Regions from separate parts of the Homo sapiens genome. Here region 2 is linked to region 1. The links are chromatin loops, found by intact Hi-C in ENCODE. Cell type or tissue: PC-3. All regions are shown on one strand. Links, peaks and the distances in the headings refer to the core of each region. The heading gives the core; the rest is flanking DNA. Region 1 overlaps GRIK1 (glutamate ionotropic receptor kainate type subunit 1). Region 2 has its middle 11 kb from the start of BACH1-IT2.

What was found. Peaks named below come from ENCODE experiments on the same cell type or tissue, not always from the same donor. Only the 100,000 strongest peaks of a DNase experiment are listed, where the experiment ranks them.
Region 2: a loop joins it to region 1, with 12 times the contacts of the local background. A loop is called at or near these places in 20 of 110 quality-filtered maps.

The regions. Positions count from the first base shown.
Region 1 is chr21:29,846,807-29,851,806 of GRCh38, reverse strand. The region is part of intron 1 of GRIK1 (glutamate ionotropic receptor kainate type subunit 1); the gene reads left to right. Among named protein-coding and RNA genes, the nearest start is that of GRIK1, 91 kb to the left of the region's middle. In PC-3, for the core only: CTCF peaks have their summits at 1,706 and 1,910 (motif pointing right); no DNase peak of the experiment used is centred there; H3K27me3 peaks cover 664 bases.
Region 2 is chr21:29,353,331-29,369,767 of GRCh38, reverse strand. It overlaps a transcript of BACH1 not described here. Among named protein-coding and RNA genes, the nearest start is that of BACH1-IT2, 11 kb to the left of the region's middle. In PC-3, for the core only: a CTCF peak has its summit at 8,183 (motif pointing left); a DNase peak (open chromatin) is centred at 9,827; H3K27ac peaks cover 311 bases.

The DNA of each region.
Region 1 (5,000 bases), core at 1-5,000:
ATTAGAGATCACCAGTTCAGAAGAGAAGTCAGTGCTAAAGACGCTCTTCTTGGAAATGTTTAAGTAGCTAAGAGAGTTGAGGCCATGAGGTAGACTAGTAGCCCTGGCTCTGGAATAGGTGCTGTACATGAATCTCCTCATAGCTCATGAAGTTAGTTATTAGATTCTGTTTTGCAGAAGAGGAACTGTGATCACACAGCTGGTAGGAGTCAGAACCAGGACTCAAGCTAAAGTCATTCAGACTCTGGCATTTCCACTGCATTATAGGGCTAGAAAAGGGAGCAAAGGTAAAGAACAGACTGAAAGTGAGATCCTAGAAGATGCCATGTTATGGGAAGAGGATGTTGTTCACATTTATTGATTTATATCTCCCTTTTGTCTATTATTGCCTTTGTAAACAATCTGTGTTGCTCAAAGATTGCTACTCTCTTGTCTCAAAAAAATCATTTCTAGGCCGGGGGATGTGGCTCATGCCTGTAATTCCAGCACTTTGGGAGGCCGAGGTGGGCGGATCACTTGAGGTCAGGAGTTCGAGACCAGCCTGGCCAACGTGGTGAAACCCTGACTCTACCAAAAATACAAAAGTTAGCTTGGTGTGGTGGCTCACGCTTGTAGTTCCAGCTACTCAAGAGGCTGAGGCAGGAGAATTGATTGGACCTGGGAGGCGGAGGTTGCAGTGAGCCAAGATCTTACCATTGTACTCCAGTCTGGGCAACAGAGAGAGACTCCATCTCAAGAAAAAAAAAAAAAGAAATCATTTCTAGTTGATTCATTTTCACAGACTGATCTGTAAAGCAAATAAGCTAAGAGTTTGTACAGACTGACAGTAATAAAAGGTAGGAATAATATTATTGGCATCTTGAATTCATTTGTGTTAATATCGTAAGTAAAAGTTTGCTCTAAAAGTCTGTTCTTCTAAAATATTAAATTTCCTGCTGAGATACTCTCTGGCTTTTATACAAACATTGTTACTTGTTAGTTACCTTGTAGTAGTTATACTATTTCCCCTGTTATACTGAAGATTCTTACTTCAAAATGAGCTGAAGATGTGACTTATGAGTTTACATAAAATGAAAAAAGTAGTTTTGGTTCTTAATAAAGAGAATTTATGTGCCTGGTACATTGCTAAGACTAAGGAACTGGCAGAGTCCAGATGGAGGCCAAGAATACAAGATGTTATGAGCACTAAACAAGGACTCCAAAATTACTTCCATCAATAACCTGTGGCATCTGCGACCACCTTATCCATTCCTGGGATTCGTTTTTTGTTCATTGTTGTGGTGGTGGTTGTCCTTGTTGCTTTGAATAGGAGTGGCCAGGGGAGAGGATATCTGAGATTGGGTACAGGGTGTGTATGCAGTTAGAACATTAGGGCGATAGCAGTATTATCTTTAATCTTGAACACCTTAGAAATGGATAACACCCAGAGCCACACATCGAAAAGATAGAGATTTTTTAAATACCCTTCAAACTGCTTAATTTGTAGTCCTAACAAAAAAAAATTTACATCTGCTGAATTATGTTCATATCTGTGAGATTTAAGAAATGCTACCCAGGATCTACATAAATGTTCCATTTATGGCAAAGAGAAGATGATTTTGTTTATGAAAAAGAGATAACAAATATTTGAGATAGTTTTTAAGGATCTTCTGTCAGCAAATGTTAATGCAGTAAGGAAGATATCATGATCCTTCTGAAAGTCAGCGAAACCGAACCAAAAAGGGATGACATAAACTTCACGGGCATATGCTATTTTAAGATTTGCACAGATTTCTGCACTCTAAAAAACGTGAGTTTCATGGGGGCTGTTTGTTCTCTCACTCCACACACATATGAGAGGGTGAGAGAGAGTATCTCCAGTAACAGGGGCCATCCACTGTTGGGTTCAGTCATTCTCTCTTAGAGGCACCAGAGGGCACCAGAGGGCATGAAGATCAGAGCAGCAAGCCGCTCTACACTCTGCATCTTTATGCTAGCTTCCACCATAATTAACACCTGCAGAATCCTGGGGTAGTTTTCTCACCATGCACTTGAAATGTGCCAGCTTTTAAGAACCCTTACCGGCACTCATCTCGAATTTAAGGCACACTCTCTCATTAGAGGTAAGCTGAGAAATTGGAGTCAAGGAGTTAAGCAGAGAGAAGGGGATAAGCACATGGACACATTGTCTTTGGTGGTTAAGAGGAACATTGCTAAAAACAAACGGCCTTTTATTGGCCTTTCCTCCTTCCTGACATCACTCTACACTTATCCTTAATGAAGTAGTACATAAGAACTGTGTCTGACGCTCTAAGGAAGGATGGGCGCAGGAAACAAAGTATAACAAAGGAGGCAACACTACAATGACTTAGAGGATTTAGTTTTTAAGAGCTTTTCCCCTATTGATGGATGCTCGACTGATTTTATCTCATCATCAACCTTGGAAGCTATTAGCAGAGGAAATTGCACTTACCATCTGTGATGTCCTGGCAATAACTTAATATTGTTCTGAAGGTTTAATTCAAATCGATTTAATTCAGCAAACATTTATTAATCTCATGAATGTTTGGCACCATACTAGAAGCTAAGGGATACCAAGATGAACAATGCAAAATGTTTTATTTTTACTTCAAAGGTTTTAAAACCTAATAAAATACAAGAAAAATATTAGGAAGTACAATACAGTCTGGGACATGAAAAGAAAAAGTATAAACAATATGCTTAATCATTCATTTATTCATTTAATAAATATTTTGGCAACTATTATATGCCAGGAACTATACTATGTGTGTTTGTAGACCTTGGTTAACAAAACAGATTTGGGTTCTGTTCTGCCTTCACAGAGTCAGTTTGGGAAATGACAGAGTGTTATGATAAAGAAACATTTGGCATGGGAGAAAGTTCCGAAAATCTATTTGAATAGGGTGGAATAAATGAACTTCCATAAGAGACGACATTTAAGAAGAATCAAGTCATCCTAAGGACTAGGAAAAACACATTTTACGTATACCAAACAGCTAAGGTGAAGATCGTGGAAAAAAAAAAAAATATATATATATATATATATATATACACACACAACTTGGTCTATTTAAGGAACCCAAAGAAGGCAAGCTGTAGTATATGTAATAAACGGTATGCAAATGCCAGGCTATATAGAGCCTTGTAGATGATATTAAGAACTGAAGAAAGAGAGAATACATCTAGCCACAGGGATCCACAAATCTTTACAAAGAAGGTTTCCATTTGAGAAGGATGAATAAGATTTTGACAAGCATGATAGTAGAAAGCAGGATTTCTGGATAAAAACAATGTTACGAGCTTAGACACAAAAGTGATAGTTTGTGTATGATTTAGACTCTAATAAGCATCAAGGTGTGAGTGGAGGATTCAATTGCACTAGGCAATTGAATTGTTTGCCATGAGGCCGGAAGCACAGGTTGGAAAACATAATGGAGAACTTGGACAAATTACTGGTTCATTAGGGGCATGAAGGGAAGTCACGGACATTATTAATGCCAGACAGTGATACTGTTGGCATTCCAGCTCAGATAGTCTAATTTAGCAGAAGCATGCATTGTACATTGGCGGGGACAGAAAGAGAATTTAGCATCTCTAGATATCCACATTGATGGCATTAAGGGTCTTAGGGTGGTAAAAGTGCAACTAGAAGCAGCGTACAGATAAAGTCGTTGCCAAGGCAAAGTCTGATTATTGGACTTGAATTGGCTGAGACGATCAAGTTAGAAAAAAACTTTTAATAATAATAATAATAATAACTTACGTTTAACCCTGGGTAACTGAGAGAGTATAAATGCTACTACTAGTTAATTAAGGCTAAGTAAAGCAATGGTGAATTTTATGTGTATACACATACACATGTGCATGTGTGTGTGTGAGAGAGAGAGAGAGGGAGAGAGAGAGAGAAAGAGAGAAACAATAGTGTTGCAACCTGAATAAACAAAACAAAGTAATTAGGCAGTATCACAGCAATACTGTTGAGAATGATTAGGTGTGTTCTTGAAAGCATGATCCAGCATCCCGATGCAACCAATGGAAAAGTGGAAGTCCAGCTGAGGATACAGAGAATGCAATGATAATTGTTTCAAAGATGTTTGACTTGATGTAGTAAAGAGACAACCAGCCATTGCAACAAAGATGCAGAGCCCAGAAATAGAAATGTGAGAAGATTATGCAGAGAAAAAATAGTTTCGTGTTTTTGTTTGTTTGTTTGTTTTTTGAGACAGAGTCTCACCCTGTTGCTGGAGTGCAATGGCCCAATCTTGGCTCACTGCACCCTCCACCTCCCAGGTTCAAGGGATTCTCCTGCCTCAGCTGCTAAGTAGCTTGGCTGACAGGTTCGCACTACCACGCCCAGCTAATTTTTGTATTTTTAGTAGAGACGGAAGTTTCACCATGTTGGCCAGGATGGTCTCGAACTCCTGACTTAGTGATCCACCCGCCTGGGCCTCCCAAAGTGCTGGGATTGCAGGCATGAGCCACTGCTCCTGGCCACAATAGTTAAAGTATAGAAACAGTGAAACTGCTGAGAAGTAACTTATAAAAGAAATAGAAGATGGCAGGAGAGAGGCAGGAAGGCAAAATAGAAAAATGATGGGAAGAAGAAGGAAAAGGACAATGAGAGTGAAGAAAAGAGCGGAGAGCTAAGAATTATACCTCTAGCAAGCCTTAAAATTATAAAGAAGAGGAAAATGGTTCATTAAAGGACAGAGAAATGGAGAAGATAAAGTATCAAAAAGGCAGAAAGAAGAAGAGCCAGTAAAATAAAGTGTTGAGAAGAGAGTAGGAGGTCGATTAAACAAGGTCAAGTTCACAATTTTATGCCATACTGTTACTCAAATATATATGAAATCTTGACATGTGTATTTGAATAAGGATGGGATATATAATACACATGCATACACATATACACACATACATACATATACATATGAAAACTGGATGGAGAAAAAATTTTATAATGAAGGAAACAAACGAACAAAAAAACACAAGAAAATAAT
Region 2 (16,437 bases), core at 5,621-10,620, 490 kb after region 1:
AGGAGACTGATATCCCAGCTCAATCAGTCAGGCAGAGGAGGTGAATTCTCCTTTCTCCATCTTTTGTTCTGTTCAGGCTCTCAGCAAATTGGCTAATACACTTCCATTCAGGGAAGGGCAATCTATCTTATGGAGTCCACTGACTCAAATGCAAATCTCATCTGGAAACATCATCACACAAACCCAGAAAAGCTTAGTGAAATATCTGGCCACTCCATGATCCAGTCAAGTTGACACATAAAATTAACCATCACACTCACATAACATGTTGAATGAAAGTTGCCTCTGGCTTTGACGCCCTCCCCAAACTTGTAGGTTCCAGGATGATGGAGCAGCAACCAGCTGGAATATTATCAGGTCCAGGGTGAGAGAAGGGAGACATGGAGAACAGTACACTGGTTCCCAGAAATGATAAATGTTTTTGCTGCTCCCATTTCATCGGCCACAGCAAAGCGAATGGCCTCTCTTGAGTCTGGCAGAGTTGAAGAGTAAACTCCTTCCATGGCAAAAGACGGAGGAAAAGTAAAATATTTGGCAAACAGAAATACAGTCTACCATACCGATGGAATTCTTATGCAGTCCACACTTAACTTATTCTGGACCTCTGCTCTGAGACTTCCCCGCAGATCTCTACTGAATATCTTCTTATCACTTTTTCACACAAGTCAGGCTCTTGTTTTATGCAAGGAGAGTTACAGGCTCCTCCCTTAATTTCCAAAAGTACAGCAAATATCTGGATAAACATTTAAGACAATTTCCTGTTGGCTTGAGAATAATGAGGAGAATTATAATGGAGAAAAAGAAAAATACTGTACTGGATATGAACTATCACTGCTCCTGGAGTTCTGTCCATCAGCCATGCCTCTCCACCGGCGTCCTCTCTACGTGGCCTCCCCTAGTCCATCAATTACCATGAGCCACCAGTCCCCTGGGTACCTTCTCCAACCCCCCTTATCCTCACTGCAAGAAGGGCGTTATCCACCACATCCTCACCCACAGGCAACAGCATCATAACCCTAAAAAGATGCAATTCTGCACATGACAAATTCAGCCTTTGATAATTCTATTCAGAAATGTTTAGGATGTCTGGCTCGAGCTTCTTGAGTCTAGAATAGAATTTTGCCTTTGCATAAATAAAGGTCCCAGTGAAGAATAATTTTAATCAAAGATGATGCATGTCTCCTAGCGGAACAAGAGAAAATTACAGGTAGATTTGAAATGTTTTTTTCTACTGCACACAAAAAGAAAATGGTTGTGCTGCGTACAAAAAGAAAATTATATACCTAGTCTGGATGTCCCTGTAATTTTGCATTTTGTTTTGCTTTTTCACGTACTACGTCATAAATGGATTTTGAAATTTTATAGAATGTTCTTAATTAACATAAAGACTACATAATATTCCATCCTGATAAACTAACATAATTTGTTAACACATTCTCTTAATTTAGACATGTCCCTTTAATTTATTATTATCACAGTTGTCATAAATTGTGTAATGTATATGAGCATTTGCTTTTGTTATATTATTTTATTGAGGTAAATTCCTAGGGATAAAATTAATGGGCTAAAAGTATGGATGCTATTGCTTTGTGCCAACTGTTTTATATCTTTCCTAATTTACACTAATTATGTGTAATTTTTACTGCAAATTCAGTAACACTTTTATTTGAAACTTATGTGGTTCAGTTTAACTTAATAAACTAATAACCTGTGATATATAGGTGATAATGTTTATTTTCAATATGAAAGATTTTATCCCCCTAAAAATCAACCTAAAAAAGCTTTGCATTGGGATAGGGACAGCAACTTTTGATATAAAAACCATCTGATCTAGAAAAAACAGTATAGATGGGTCATAACCCTTTGGTTGCAAGTACCAGAAATGCAGTTTATACTAATTAATGCAAGAAAGAAGAGTTTGGAGGGATTGTGGAGTAGCCTACCTCCTAGTAAAACAAAAACAAAACAAAACAAAACAAAACAAAAAGTTGATTAACCAAACCTCCCAAGTGCAGCAATCTAAGCACAGCCAAAACTGTTATTAATAACTAGAAAATGATTGGGACCTTCTCCCATCCTGTCTTCCATTGCATCTCTCTGGATCTTGACTGTCTTCTCCTACCAGAGACAGATGTCTGATGTGGGGCTCACTCCTAGCAGCTCCACGCCTAGAGAAGAAAGGGGCTGTGGTATTGAAAGACTAGTCCAGTTCTTCACCCTTCCATGTATCCACACCCTTGGCATGGCCTCCTAGCGGGTGGTGTATGCCTGTGCCTTGAGTTTGTGCTTGTTTGTTTGACTTACTTTGGCTAATGGCATAAGAGTATAAGTCATAACATGACCCTTCACAGCCTAGGTCTATGTGACCTTGCAGGTTCTCACTTGCTCTCTTGTGGAATATTCCCCAACTAGTCTGCTAAAAGGTTAAAGACTGACTTAAACTGTTTTGACGTTGCTACAAAAAAAAAAAAATGCCTGCAGCTGGGCAGTTTATACAGAAAAAAAATTTATTTGGGTCACAGTTCTGCAAGTTGTACAGGCACGGCACTGGTATCTATCTGATTTTGGTGAGGGCTTCAGGCTGCTTCCACTCATGGTGGAAGGTAAAGGGGAGCCACGTGGTGAAAGAGGAAGCAAGAGACAGAAAGAGGAGGAGGTGCCAGGCTCTTTTCAAAACCCAGCTCTCATGAGAACTCACTCATCCCCACAAGAATGGCACCAAGCCATTTATGAGGGATCCTCCCTCAGGACCCAAACACCTCCCACCAGGCCCTGCCTCCAACATTGAAGATCAAATCTCAACATGATACTTGGAGGGCTCAAATATCCAAACCATAGCAAAGACATAGGCAACAGATGTGCAAACATGCAGTGTGGACTAGAGACATCCTTAAATCAAACCACCCACTGCCAGCCTAAAGACACATGAGCAGGCCTGCTGAGATCAGTGGAGCCCACTCATCAGACCTGAAGAGATGTGAAGTAAATAAGTGCTCACTGTTTTAAGTGACTCTGATTTTATGGTTCTTTGTTATGCAGCAGTAGCTGACTAATACAGGGGGCACCTCTCTTCTAGCTCTAGTTTGAAAAGTCTCGAGAAAGAATACTCTGGCCCAGTTCGTAACAAAGGCCCGTATCTGTCCCCAAGCTGTCAGATAGCTAAAAAACAGAAATGATGCCTGCTGGATGTCAGAAAAAATAATAGCTTTCTAATCTGTAATACACTGTGGTTTTAAGAGCCAAATTTAAAATACTCCACACATCCATCTTTTTGAACTAAATAAAAAGTGAGTTTAGTTAATACAGTAAATAATAATAAAATGACATGGAATTTAAATCTATAGGTGGTAAGAGAGTGAAAAGAAAGAAGACACAGGAAAAGAAGAACAAATGAAAAGCAATATTTGCCAAAACTCTGAGAAGCAGCAATATTTCTTTAGACTAAAAAAAATTTAAAAGCATACTTTCTAATAAACATATTTTAACATTTATCCAAGTAAGAAAACAATAGGATTTTTAGAAATATCATTTTACCCCAACTGAGAAAAACACCAACTGTTTTCCCAGGAAGTAACGAGTATTGTCTCTCAACTCACAGGTAGAAATGTTGCATTCAGTGTCTTTTTATTGCCATCTGGTTACCAGCATCAGCTTCCAGGCAAAGGATTAGAATAAACTACGATTTAGTGCCAAATGCAGAGGGCTCAGGCAAACTGAGCCAGCGGAAGATATAGAAGGCAATGAGCTAGAAAAGTGAGGCAGAGGAGAAAAAACAAAACAAAACAAAAAAAAACACAGCAGGCTCAGAACAAGGATTTAAAAATCACAGCCAGAGAGAGTACAAACAGGACAGCGTCACCTCTATTCTGGTTCCAAGGGTCTTGAAACAAAGCCGGGAGTAATCTTCAGCTAGCAACACAGAACACAACAGGGCAGAGAGCCCTGGCATATCCGACAGCAGCTTCCAATGTTTGCTCCAGAGGAATCGATACAAAATCAGTGCAGAAAACAACAAGAAGAGGATCCATGGGACTGAGTTTGCAGGAGGGAAAGAGATGCCAGCTCCTGCCTTGGGAAGGGGCACAACAGAAAAACCCACGCACCAAAGAGAGGCAGGCAGAAAGAGGCTAGGCTAGGAGCCTGGCCTCCCTGGGAAGGACATTGTAGGGATTGATCTATTTCAGTTACAAAGTAGCCAAAAACTGTTTTTTTTTTAAGAGACAGGGTCTCGCTCTGTCACCCAAGCTGGAGTGCAGTGGTGCAATCATAGCTCACTGCCGCCTTCAACTCCTAGGCTCAAGCAATTCTCCTGCCTCAGCCTCCTAAAGTTCTTGGATTATAGGTATGAGCCACCGTGCCCAGCCTATTTCCAAATATCATTATTTGGCAAGGATTGTTCTATTGATATACTGTCCCAGTGGCCTCTCCTTGGTCCCATAATGAACTGAAAACAGCCTGCAGGTGATGAAGTACTTGGGAGAAACAGCTGGGATGTGGCTGGAACAAAGTTAAGACTGAAATTTAGGGGCCCTTTAGGATTCTGCTGCTGAAGACTTTAGAAATAATGTTACATCTTTGTAACTAGGGGCATATGTTGATCCAACTTTTGATATTTGCAGCAGGAAATTGGGTTAAGAGCTGAATGGTCTCCCTTGCCTAAGCATTTATAACATCTATACAGTAGTGTTCCCCCTTGCTATGAATTAATACGAACAATGGGGGCAATGTTATTATACTTATGACAAGTTTCAATTTACAAATAGGCAGTACACCAGAAGTATGCTTTTAGGTAGGCTGAACTCAAAAGAACGTATTAGTTTAGAAATAAAGATATGCATAGTAGATTAAGTTTTCAGGGTAGACCACAAACCTCTAGTTAAAAGCCATACAGTGGTAGAAATAGTTTAGGTTTTTAATGCCAACTGGTATACATTTTTAGCATTGGACAATCACAAATGGACTTAAGAACATTGCTGTGAGTTAGCTGAGAATGTTAACGATCATTTGGCCTGGTTTTCATTAGAAAATGTAATTCAAATTGCTGTGGCAATGGTTGTGGATGCTTGAAGAAGCTTTGTTTTTGTTTTTGATAGTTGTTGCACTGTCAACCAGAAACATATCTCTATCTCCCCCTTTCTTTACTTCCATCTCCAGTGTAGCATTTAGAATTCTTTGGGTAGCAAGGGAAAGAAAATCCAACCCAAACCAATTCTATAAAGCAAATACATGGGCTCATGTAACAAACTGCACAGGTGCTTCAGGCAAAGCTTGATCCAGAGGCATAAGCACAAGCCCTGGCTCTCTCAGATCTCTGCTCTCTTATTCCTCAAGGTCCACCTAGTGACTTCGCAAAAGGTACTGGCCCTTCTCTCATGAGCACAGCTGCCAGCCTTATATGTTTATATCACACTCAGAATGCCGTCTATCAGTAGGTCCCTGGAGAAGGCAAGAGTTTTTTGTTTTTTGGTTTTTTTCTCAGTAACCCCGGACAATCTCTCCTCACAGCTTTACGGGATTTTAGTACCCATTCTGTACCTATGACTACGGTCAGAGAGACGGGATTGCCTGAATGATTTAATTGTACAGGACTGGGGCTATCAGATATGACTGTGCAGGTTGTGCACTGCACAACTTCAAGTTCACTATACACATTTATGACAATGCAGATGTGTAGTGGTCCGTTCTCATGCTGCTATGAAGAAATACTCGAGATTGGGTAATTTATAAAGCAAAGAGATTTAATTGACTTACAGTTCTGCATGGCTAGGGAGGCCTCGGGAAACTTACAATCATGGTGGAAGGCACCTCTTCTCAGGGCAGCAGGAGAGAGAATGAGTGCAGCAGGGGAAATGCCAGACGCTTATAAAACAATCAGATCTCCTGAGAACTCACTCACTATCACGAGAACAGTGTGAGGGAAACAGCCAGCCTGATTCAATTATCTCCCACCGGCTCCCTCCCATGACACGTGGGGATTATGGGATTACAATTCAAGATGAGATTTGGGTGGGGACACAAAGCCAAACAATATCAAGATGATACCCCTTGGAATTATCTGATGCAGTGACCCTATTTGGGACCCACTTCTAGAGATGGGAGTGGGATCCATATCACCTTAACACGTGGTTTTTGAGTTAGGGAGGCCGTTCTGCGCTGGGTAGAGAGGATATAAAACATGCTTGGGAGGCAGCCCGTAGAAGCCCACTACTGACAGATGGCAAGAAAGTGGCAGGGCCTATGCCCTTTCACACATTCCCTACCATGAAGTAGGAACCCTAGATAATTACAGAGAGAAGAAACCAAAGTAACTTAGAAAACACTTCATTCCACCTTTGAGTCCTAACATGTGAAAGTAAAACACACAAAATACTCATTCTCATCCATGTCATTATTTATGGGTTTCAAAGCATTTTCTGAGTCGGCCCTTCACCTACACAACAGTAGCTCCAGGGGACAGCTGGCAGATAATATTATCCCCATTGGAGACGTGAAGCAAGTCAGGCATCTCCCTGCTCAGGTGGAACCCATCTCCCGCTTACTACAACAGAAACTCCCTGCTTACTTCTGTGCTATGAGAGGGAGATCCTATGGAAAACGATGAGAGAGGGCAGGAAAGTTGAGTGACAGAGAGGCCAGAAGAGAAAGCACAGAAGGAAGAGAAGAGGAGATTCAAGGCAAGGAGAGGAAAGCTTTGGAACAATGGCAGCCACCAACCAAAGGTTCTGTAGTGGTTGACTAGGGCTGCCATAACAATGCACCACAGGCCGTGTGCCTTAAACGACAGAAATGTATTCTCTCACAGTTCTGGAGGCTGGATGTCCAAAATCAAGACATCAGCAGGGTTGGTTCCTTCTGAGGCTGTGAGGGAGACTGTTCCATGGCTCCCTCCTAGCTTCTGGGGATGAAGGTGATCTTTGATGGTCCTTGGCTTGGAGATGCATCACCCAGTCTCTGCCTTCCTCTCCACATGGAGTTCTCCCTGTGTGTGAGCCTGTCTCCAGTCTCCGCATTTTAGAAGGACATCAGTCATACTGGATTAGGATCCACTCTAAAGGTCCACCCTAAAATGACCTCGTTTTTACTTGGTAACAACCCTATCTCCAAATAAGGTCACATTCTGAAGTAGTGGGGGTTAGGATTCTAACACATGAATTTGGGGGGCACACAATTCCCCTCATAACAGGCACTAAGTCTTTAGAGCCGAGCGGAACATGATGTGGCCAACTAGCCACATGTGGCTACTGAGCACTTAAAATCTGGCTAATCTAAATCGAAATGAGCTGTGAGTGTAAAATACACACCAGATTAAAAAAAATGAATGTGCAATATTGCAATAATTTTTATATAGATTACCTGATAAAAATAATATTTTGGATATATCTGGTTAAATAAAATATAGTACAGTATTCAAATTAATTTCACCTCTTTTTTTACTTTTTAACATGTGGTTTCTAGAAAATTTAAAACTTCACATGCAACTTGCATTTGGCTCATTTTATATTTCTACTGGATGACACTGATCTAGAAACAGAAATTCAGAGTCTTTGACACCTGGTCATTTTGTGAAAAGTTTCTGAAATTTCTACATTGTTCTCTGACAAGGATGGCAAAATTAAGCATTCAATTCACTGAATTGAAGTGACATGTAGCATATGGTAAATATCAAACTTTATACCTGTGTAACCAACTCTAAATTTTAAGTAAGTTCTCATAGAACCTAAGTGGCAGATATATTTGATCAATAAGGATCACACTTCATTTTTATTACTAAGAACTCAATTTGGAACAGGCCACCCAATATCATCTTATAAGAGTGGCTTTTGTTTAAAGCAATCACCTTTTCATTTACCTTGTGTAAGAAAAACAAGGCTGCTTATCAAGTGTGACTTTATTAATAATTACATCAGAATGGCATGGGTCCTTATTAAAGACGGTATACAAGTGAGATTTTGCATATGCTTTGTGCAGATAAATCATGAGCTCCATAGTAAAGTTATGTAAATGGAGATGCGTTTTTGCTTTTATGAAATACACTGGGTTATAAATACTCTGACCTTGTTTATGGAGGAAGCTGGTTTGTTCACTTAATGAAGACATTAATTTGCCATTCAGTTTGGACTGATTACTCATTAGCTGCCATCTCCTGACCAACAGCTCTGACTTACAAACCCAGGCTGGTGATCGGATCGTAGGTAGTGGTGTGCTGCCATCTATAGCTGGAACGAGAAAAAGATCAAAGTGCAGCAAGGTCTGCAAAGCCACAACTACTAAAAAGAGTTACAGTATCAAAACATTAACAATTTTTTTTAAAGCTAGACAAAAAAAAATACACTCCAAGGTCTACAACTACGGCTCTTTCCCCTTGTTAAAATCATTGTAAGTATTGATTGATTTGCAAGCAAAACAAAACCTAGATAAAGCAAGCTGTATAATATCCCAGCTGCAAGCCTTAACCCAATTATTGTTGGTGGAGCAGGTGCAAAAACATCTGCAATACTGATAACTCAAATGGCACAAAACCTACTGTAATCATTTTCCAAGTCAGCTACTGCTTGCCTTTGCCCAGAATTCATGTCAGGATTTCTTTTTCCACTCTTCAGTCTTTTTCCTACTCCAGGATGCCGCCATCAGCAACGTTCAACAAACATTTTTGGAGACCCTACTATGTTCCAGCCATTGTCCTGCTTGAGATGCAGCACAGACCAAACGCATCTCCTGGCCTTGCGATGATTACATTCTAGTGGAGTGAGACAGACATTAAACACTAGACTAAGTAAACAAGCTCATTCTATACTATGTTGGGAGGTGGCAGGCATTACAAAGAGAGAAAACAAGAGGGCAGGATATGGGGATGGGGATTGGAGGTAGAATGGTAGGAAGGAGGAAGCATGTGGGGTTTTTTTTTGTTTTTTTTTTTTTTTTGAGACAGGGTCTTGCTCTGTTGCCCCAGTCTGGAGTGCAGTGGTGCCATCTCAGCTCACTGCAACCTCCACCTCGTGGGTTCAAGCTATTCTCCTGTCTCAGCCTCCTGAGTAGCTGGGATTACAGGTGTGTGCCACCACACCTGGGTAATTTTTGTATTTTTAGTAGAGACAGGGTTTCGCCATGTTGGCCAGACTGGTCTTGAACTCCTGAGCTCAGGTGATCCACCCACCTCGGCCTCCCAAAGTGCTGGGATTACAGGCGTGAGCCACTGCGCCTGGCCAGATGCAGTCTTAATGAGGGCAGTCAGGGGAGCCTCACTGACAAGATGACAATGGGGCAAACATGACATTCCCAGGAGTTCCCAGGAGAGGACAGGGGCCTGGGAATGAGGCCAGAGGGTTGGGGAGGGAGTTCATTGTGGAAGGCCTCTGAGGCCGCCGACAAAATAGCAGCTTTTAGCTGAGTAAAATATCACTTCTTGCTTTTAGATATCTGCCTGATGGACAGCTACGTTTTGTGAGCCCAAAGTATTTGAGACAGGTCTCAATTAATTTAGAAAGTTTATCTGCCAAGGCTAAGGACGTGCCTATGACAGCGTCAGGAAGTCTTGGGTACATGATGACATGTACCCAAGTGGTCAGGGCACAGCTTGGTTTTATACATTTTAGCTTGATTTTATACATTGATGAGACCTCAATCAATATGCATAAGAGGTACATTGGTTTGGTCCAGAAAGGTGGAACAACTCGAAGTAAGGGATTCCAGGTCAGAGGTAGATAAGGGACAAAAGGTTTCATTCTTTGGGGTCTTCGATCAGCCTTTCACTGAATACATGTGAGGTGGAATGAATAGAGGAATAGTCACTGATGCCTTAGTCTGACTCAGTGAATCTGCATTTTTACATAAACAATAGGTCAGAGGAAGCAATGAGAAATGCATTTGTCACAGGTGAGCAGAGCAATGATCAAGAGTTCTGTCTGTCCTCTGTCCTGGGCCTGTGAAGATAAGGTATCAATTAATATGGCCAGGATGAAGTTCAACAGAACTGTTTTAGGGTAAAGATCTTTGAGGCTCACAAGGAATTTCCTTACGGGCAAATTGTGAGGGAGGTATGTAGCTTTTTTATTTTTATTGTTTTTCTTTGTAGTTATTTTATTTAGGAATAAAATGGGAGGCAGGTTTGTCTGATGCAGTTCCCAGCTTGACTTTTCCCTTTGGCTTAGTGATTCTGGAGTCTTGAGATTTATTTTCCTTTCACGGTTTTCCCCATTTCTTTCTTTGCTTAAAATCGTGTTTGATAGTTTTATAATCGTGGTGGTGGTTATTGTCTCAAGATTCATGAGTACTCGCAAAAGCAAATTTTAATAAATAACAACTGTTCACCCCAGATGGACTTCAATTTTTTTTATTCACAGAGAGATTTCGATATACCTGGTTATAATCATACTAGATACATAAATCACTTGCTTTCATGTTTAGCATCTGTCATGAGTATTTTTCATTTTATTCCATGTTTACCATAAACATTTTGTTAGCTAAAAACTCATAAAGAGACAATCATTGTGTCAAACATTTGATTTTACTGTGAGGATTAAGGGAAAAATTATAAAAAGAGCCGAGTACAGTGTCAAATCTTAGTTTGAGTAGAGATACAATATAGTGCTTTGCTTTTTTCCATTTCTAAAGGTCTATTCAAAATTATTTACTATGATAAATGCTATGATGGACATCTTGATATAAGAAGAAATTTTTATTATTATTATTATGGATTAATAATAGTCCTAAAATTTAAGATTATTGTTCTTCAGGATGGATTCCTTGGCATACAATTACTGTGTCTGATGTTATGGCTAGTTTAAAATGTTTTAAATAAAATATCAAACTGCTTCCCCAAAGCATAAAAGCTATTTTAAATACTACCCCCCTTGTGTTAGAATGCCAGTTTCACTCCCCCTCATTTTTTATTTTCTAATTTGATATATTTTTTACTTCTTTCTATTTAGCACTTTTTACATTTCTTTCTTTCTTCTTTCTTTCTTTCTTTCTTTCTTTCTTTCTTTCTTTCTTTCTTTTCTTTTCTTTTCTTTTCTTTTCTTTTTTTCTGAGACAGAGTCTCACTCTGTCACCCAGGCTGGAATGCAGTGGTGTGATCTCAGCTTACTGCAACCTCTGCCTCCTGAGGTCAAGCAATCCTCCTGCCTCAGCCTCCCCAGTAGCTGGGATTACAGGCGCCCTCCACCACACCCAACTAATTTTTGGATTTTTAGTAGAGATGGGGTTTCACCATGTTGGCCAGGCTGGTCTTGAACTCCTGATCTCGTGATCCACTTGCCTCGGCCTCCCAAAGTGCTGGGATTACAGGCGTGAGCCACGGCGCCCAGCCCACTTTTTATATTTCTAATGAGAAATAATGATAAAAATCTTCAAAAGCATGTTTAACCCACACAGGTTGCCTCCAAAGTCCCTGAGTTCCTGGTTATTGAGTGCTCCTGTTTTCTCTTTTGTCCTCTGCAGGCCCATGTCTGTTGCTCCTTTGTCTTGATGTAGTTTGGTGTTCTTTTTATTGGATATTGTCAAATGTGTAAAGATTAAAGATATTAGCCCTGTAACTGTTGTTTGGATGACTCTTAAATCTTGAGGCCAAATTAGTTTTCACTTTTACGCTGAATTGCTAACATCAAATGTGCCCTTCCTGCCCCACCCAAAAGGGCAGAGGAAGTGACAACCCCAGGGGCCCTCCTTCTCCCCTGTGTCCAGGGAAGAGCATCCCCACTTCCAGTCACTCCAGCAGGGAAGTATAAGGAAAGGGCAGAAGAAGTGAGGGGTGGACATCAGACCACAGGGACTAGCTCTCAGGGCGTGTGGGGACTAGGTGAGTGGGAGAAGCGGATCACGCTGACTCCACTAGATCCAGTAGGAGTAGCCAAAGCTGGAGTTATTATCTACATGAATATGGGGAACGAGTTACCCATTTGTTGTCCCCTACTTGAGGAGGGAATCAACCCTGAAGTCTGGGCATTGGAAGGAACAAACTCAAGCTCCAGCCTTAAGCCTTCCCACAGGATGAAACTTTTCTTTATGCATCACAGAGAGAGCAAGGATGGCTCTTGGAGTCCTTACTCAGACTCATGGGGCAACCCCACAACCAGTGGCATACCTAAGTAAGGAAATTGATGTAGTAGCGAAAGGCTGGCCTCACTCTTTAAGGGTAGTTGTGGCGGTGGCCATCTTAGTGTCAGAGGCTATCAAAATAATACAAGGAAAGGATCTCACTGTCTGGACTACTCATGATGTAAATGGCATACTAGGTGCCAAAGGAAGTTTATGGCTATCAGACAACCACCTACTCAGATACCAGGCGCTACTCATTGAGGGACTGGTGCTTCAAATATGTACATGCGTGGCCCTCAACCCTGCCACTTTTCTCCCAGAGGATGGGGAACCAATCGAGCGTGACTGCCAACAAATTGTAGTCCAGACTTAGGCCGCCTGACATGATCTCTTAGAAGTCCCCGTAGCTAATCCTCACCTTAACCTATATACCGACGGAAGTTCACTTGTGGAGAATGGGATACGAAGGGCAGGTTATGCCACAGTAACAGTACTTGAAAGTAAGCCTCTTCCCCCAGGGACCAGCGCCCCGTTAGCAGAACTAGTGGCACTGACCCGAGCCTTAGAACTGGGAAAGGGAAGAAGAATAAATGTGTATACAGATAGCAAGTATGCTTATCTAATCCTACATGCCCATGCTGCAATATGGAAAGAAAGGGAGTTACTAACCTCTGGGGGAACGCCCATTAAATATCACAAAGAAACCATGGAGTTATTGCATGCAGTGTAAAAACCCAAGGAGGTGGCAGTCTTACACTGCCAAAGCCATCAAAAGGGGAAGGAGAGGGGAAAACAGCAACATAAGCAGCTGGCAGAGGCAACAGAAAGGAAGAGAGAAAGAAAGAGACAAAGAAGAAGTCAAAGAGAGAGAAAGAGAGAGATAGAAGTAGTAAAGGAAAAACAGTGTACCCTATTCCATTAAAAGCCAGGGTAAATTTAAAACCTATAATTGATAATTGAAGGTCTTCTCTGTAACCCTGTAACACTCCAATATCACCTTGTTGTCAGTGTAAACAAGGGCGTAGCCCGAAAGCACTGAAGCCACTGACAACCCATAGCCTTCCTATCAAAAATCCTTAACCCAGCAGGTTTCCTAACAGGGGATCTAAATCTTAATTAATTACCATACAAAGGTCTGACCAGATCTAGGAGGAACTCCCTTCAGGACAGGATAATATACGGTTCCTCCTCAACTACTAAGGAAAAAAGACACAATGGGTATTCAGTAAGTGATAAGGAAACTCTTGTAGAAGCAGTTAAGAAAATTGCCTAATAATTGGTCTGTTCAAACATGCAGCTGTTTGCACTCAGCCAAACCTTAAAGTACTTACAGTATCAGGAAGGAGCCATCTATACCAATTCTAAGTTAATATGGACTGAATGAGGTTTTATTAATAGCAAAGAAAAATTAAAACCCCAAACTTACAAGGTTTTCAACAAAAGTTTGCTAAAAGTTAACAGTGTAACATGTATTGTACTAACTTCTAATTTTATGGAAATCAGACCCTATCTGTTCCCCTCAAAGCTCAAGTCCGTCAGTGCAGAGCCATACAACTAATACCCTACTTAATAGGGTTAGGAATGGCTACTGCTACAGGAACCGGAATAGCCAGTATATCCACTTCATTATCCTACTACCACACACTCTCACAGGATTTCTCAGATAGTTTGCAAGAAATAACGAAATCTATCCTTACTCTACAATCCCAAATAGACTCTTTGGCAGCAGTGACTCTCCAAAACTGCTGAGGCCTAGACCTCCTCACTGCTGAGAAAGGAGGACTCTGCATCTTCTTAGGGGAAGAGTGTTGTTTTTACACTAATCAGTCAGGGATAGTAAGAGATGCCACCTGGCGCTTACAGGAAAAGGCTTCTGAAATCAGACAACGCCTTTCAAAACTCTTATACCAACCTCTGGAGTTGGGCAACATGGCTTCTCCCCTTTCTAGGTCCTGTGGCAGCCATCTTGCTATTACTCGCCTTCGGACCCTTATTTTTAACCTCCTTGTCAAATCTGTTTCCTCTAGAATCGAGGCCATCAAGCTACAGATGGTCTTACGAATGGAACCCCAAATGAGCTAAACTAACAACTTCTACCGAGGACCCCTGGACCGACCCGCTGGCCCTTTCACTGGCCTAGAGAGTTCCCCTCTGGAAGACACTGCAACTGCAGGGACCCTTCTTTGCCTCTATCCAGCAGGAAGTAGCTAGAGCAGTCATCGCCCAATTCCCAGCAGCAGTTGGGGTGTCCTGTTTAGAGGGGGGATTGAGAGGTGAAGCCAGCTGGCCTTCTGGGTTAGGTGGGGACTTGGAGAACTTTTCTGTCTAGCTAAAGGATTGTAAACACACCAATCAGCACTCTGTGTCTAGCTAAAGGTTTGTAAACGCACCAATCAGCACTCTGTAAAAACGCACCAATCAGCGCTCTGTGTCTAGCTAAGGGTTTGTAAACGCACCAAACAGCCCTCTGTAAAAACGGACCAATCAGCACTCTGTGTCTAGCTAAAGGTTTGTAAACGCACCAATCAGCACTCTGTAAAAACAGACCAATCAGCACTCTGCAAAATGGACCAATCAGTGCTCTGTAAAATGGACCAATCAGCAGGATGTGGCAGAGCCAAATAAGGGAATAAAAGCTGGCCACCCCAGTCAGCAGGGGCAACCCGCTCCGGTCCCCTTCCATGCTGTGGAAGCTTTTTCTTTCACTCTTCACAATAAATCTTGCTGCTGCAAGATCTTGCTTGCTTCTGATCTTCCTTCTCCTCTAGTGTTCCTTATCTCCATTATGAGTTCTTCTTTCCCAGTCATCAGTATTCCTTTGGGGTCTGTCCTGGGCTATCTCCTCTGTTCACCACACACACACTTTTCAGGCAAGCTTTTCCTCTCACATAGCTTCAAAAGTGGACCATATGCCAAAGGCATAAATGTAAAGCTTTGGCCCAAATCTTCCTCCTGAGCAGAAGTCTTACATGTCAACAACCACATGGGCGCCACACAGCATGCCTTGCCTGCAGTACACTCATCACTGAATTTAACACCTGGTTCCACAAACCTGCTCTGACCTCGTGTTCACCATCGCATTGAACAGAAACATCTTCCACTCTGTTGTTCAAGAAAGGAACCTGGGGATCGTCTGTGGTTCTATCTTTTTTACCAGCTCTTCTTCTACCTCAGGACAGTCATCTCTGCCATGTTTCATGAATCTGGCCACTGTTCTGATTTCCCACGAACACATCCCTGGTCCAGTCCACCTAACTTCTTGTCTGACTACAGCCGTGGTTTCTTACTGGTATCTCCCATTCCACTCTTCCCACTCCACAATCCACTCTCCTCACTGCAGCCAAAACAAACTGTGAAACACAGGACTGATCATATCACACCTTTCAAAAGTTTCCCATTGTCCTTAAGATAAATGTCAAACTTTATCATATACCTGAGAAGGTCTGGACTCTTCTCACCCCTCTCCTGACTCACCACATGTCACTCCTCCAACCTGGAGCCCTCATTATCCCCGGCCACACATACATGGCATGCAACCACACCAAACATCTTTCAGCTCTACAAATAAACCATGAGAGGCCCTCTCTCATCCCTCAGCCTTTGCATATGCAATTGCCTTGGCTCAAAACATGCTTCCTCTTCACCCAGCTTCCCGCTCATCTTTTAGAGCTCCATTGGTTGACCATGAGCAATCCCTCAGCTTCTGTACCTGAGGGTAAATCTCAGATTTTCTCTTTCAAAGGCAACCTCCCTCCCTGGCAGAAGCCCTGTTGAATAGGATCCCCTTGGAAATGACCTCAGACGAACAGTCCTCATTTAGGTTCCACATCTGGTGGCTGAAGTCCTATAACTTTTACCCCCACCAGTGCCAATTCTTCTTCTTCCCAAATGCCACTCTATTCTGCTGCCACAGGAGTTTCATCCATCTACTCAAGCAATATTTTTTATGCATAAGGTGCCAGTCCTTTGTGTCTCCCAAACTCTAGGTGACTCATGTCAAGGCTTTTTTAGTGGGCATCTCATAGCCCCCCTCACTAAGATTAAGAAGGTTACAGTCCCAGCACTACCACATTTTCTAACAAAATTCTCTATCTTCTCCAAAAAACTCTTCTTAGTCTTTTCAACCACCTCTGTAGGCTGGAGGTGGGTGGTCAGCTAAGAATTCCAAAAACACTTCTTGGCCAGTTCCTTCTCAAATGCTGCAAAGGAGATGGAGGTGAATTTTGGCAAGTTGGAGGAACAGAGAGGGGACCTCTGACAAAAAGGTACTAAGAAAAGAAGGGGGTTGTGACACGTGGCATGTGGCTAGTGGGTACTGAATTGGATGGTACCATTCTATACAAGACGATGAAAGCTTATTGCGTGCTAGCTGTGTCATGGGGCCTTCTGGTAGACACTCTT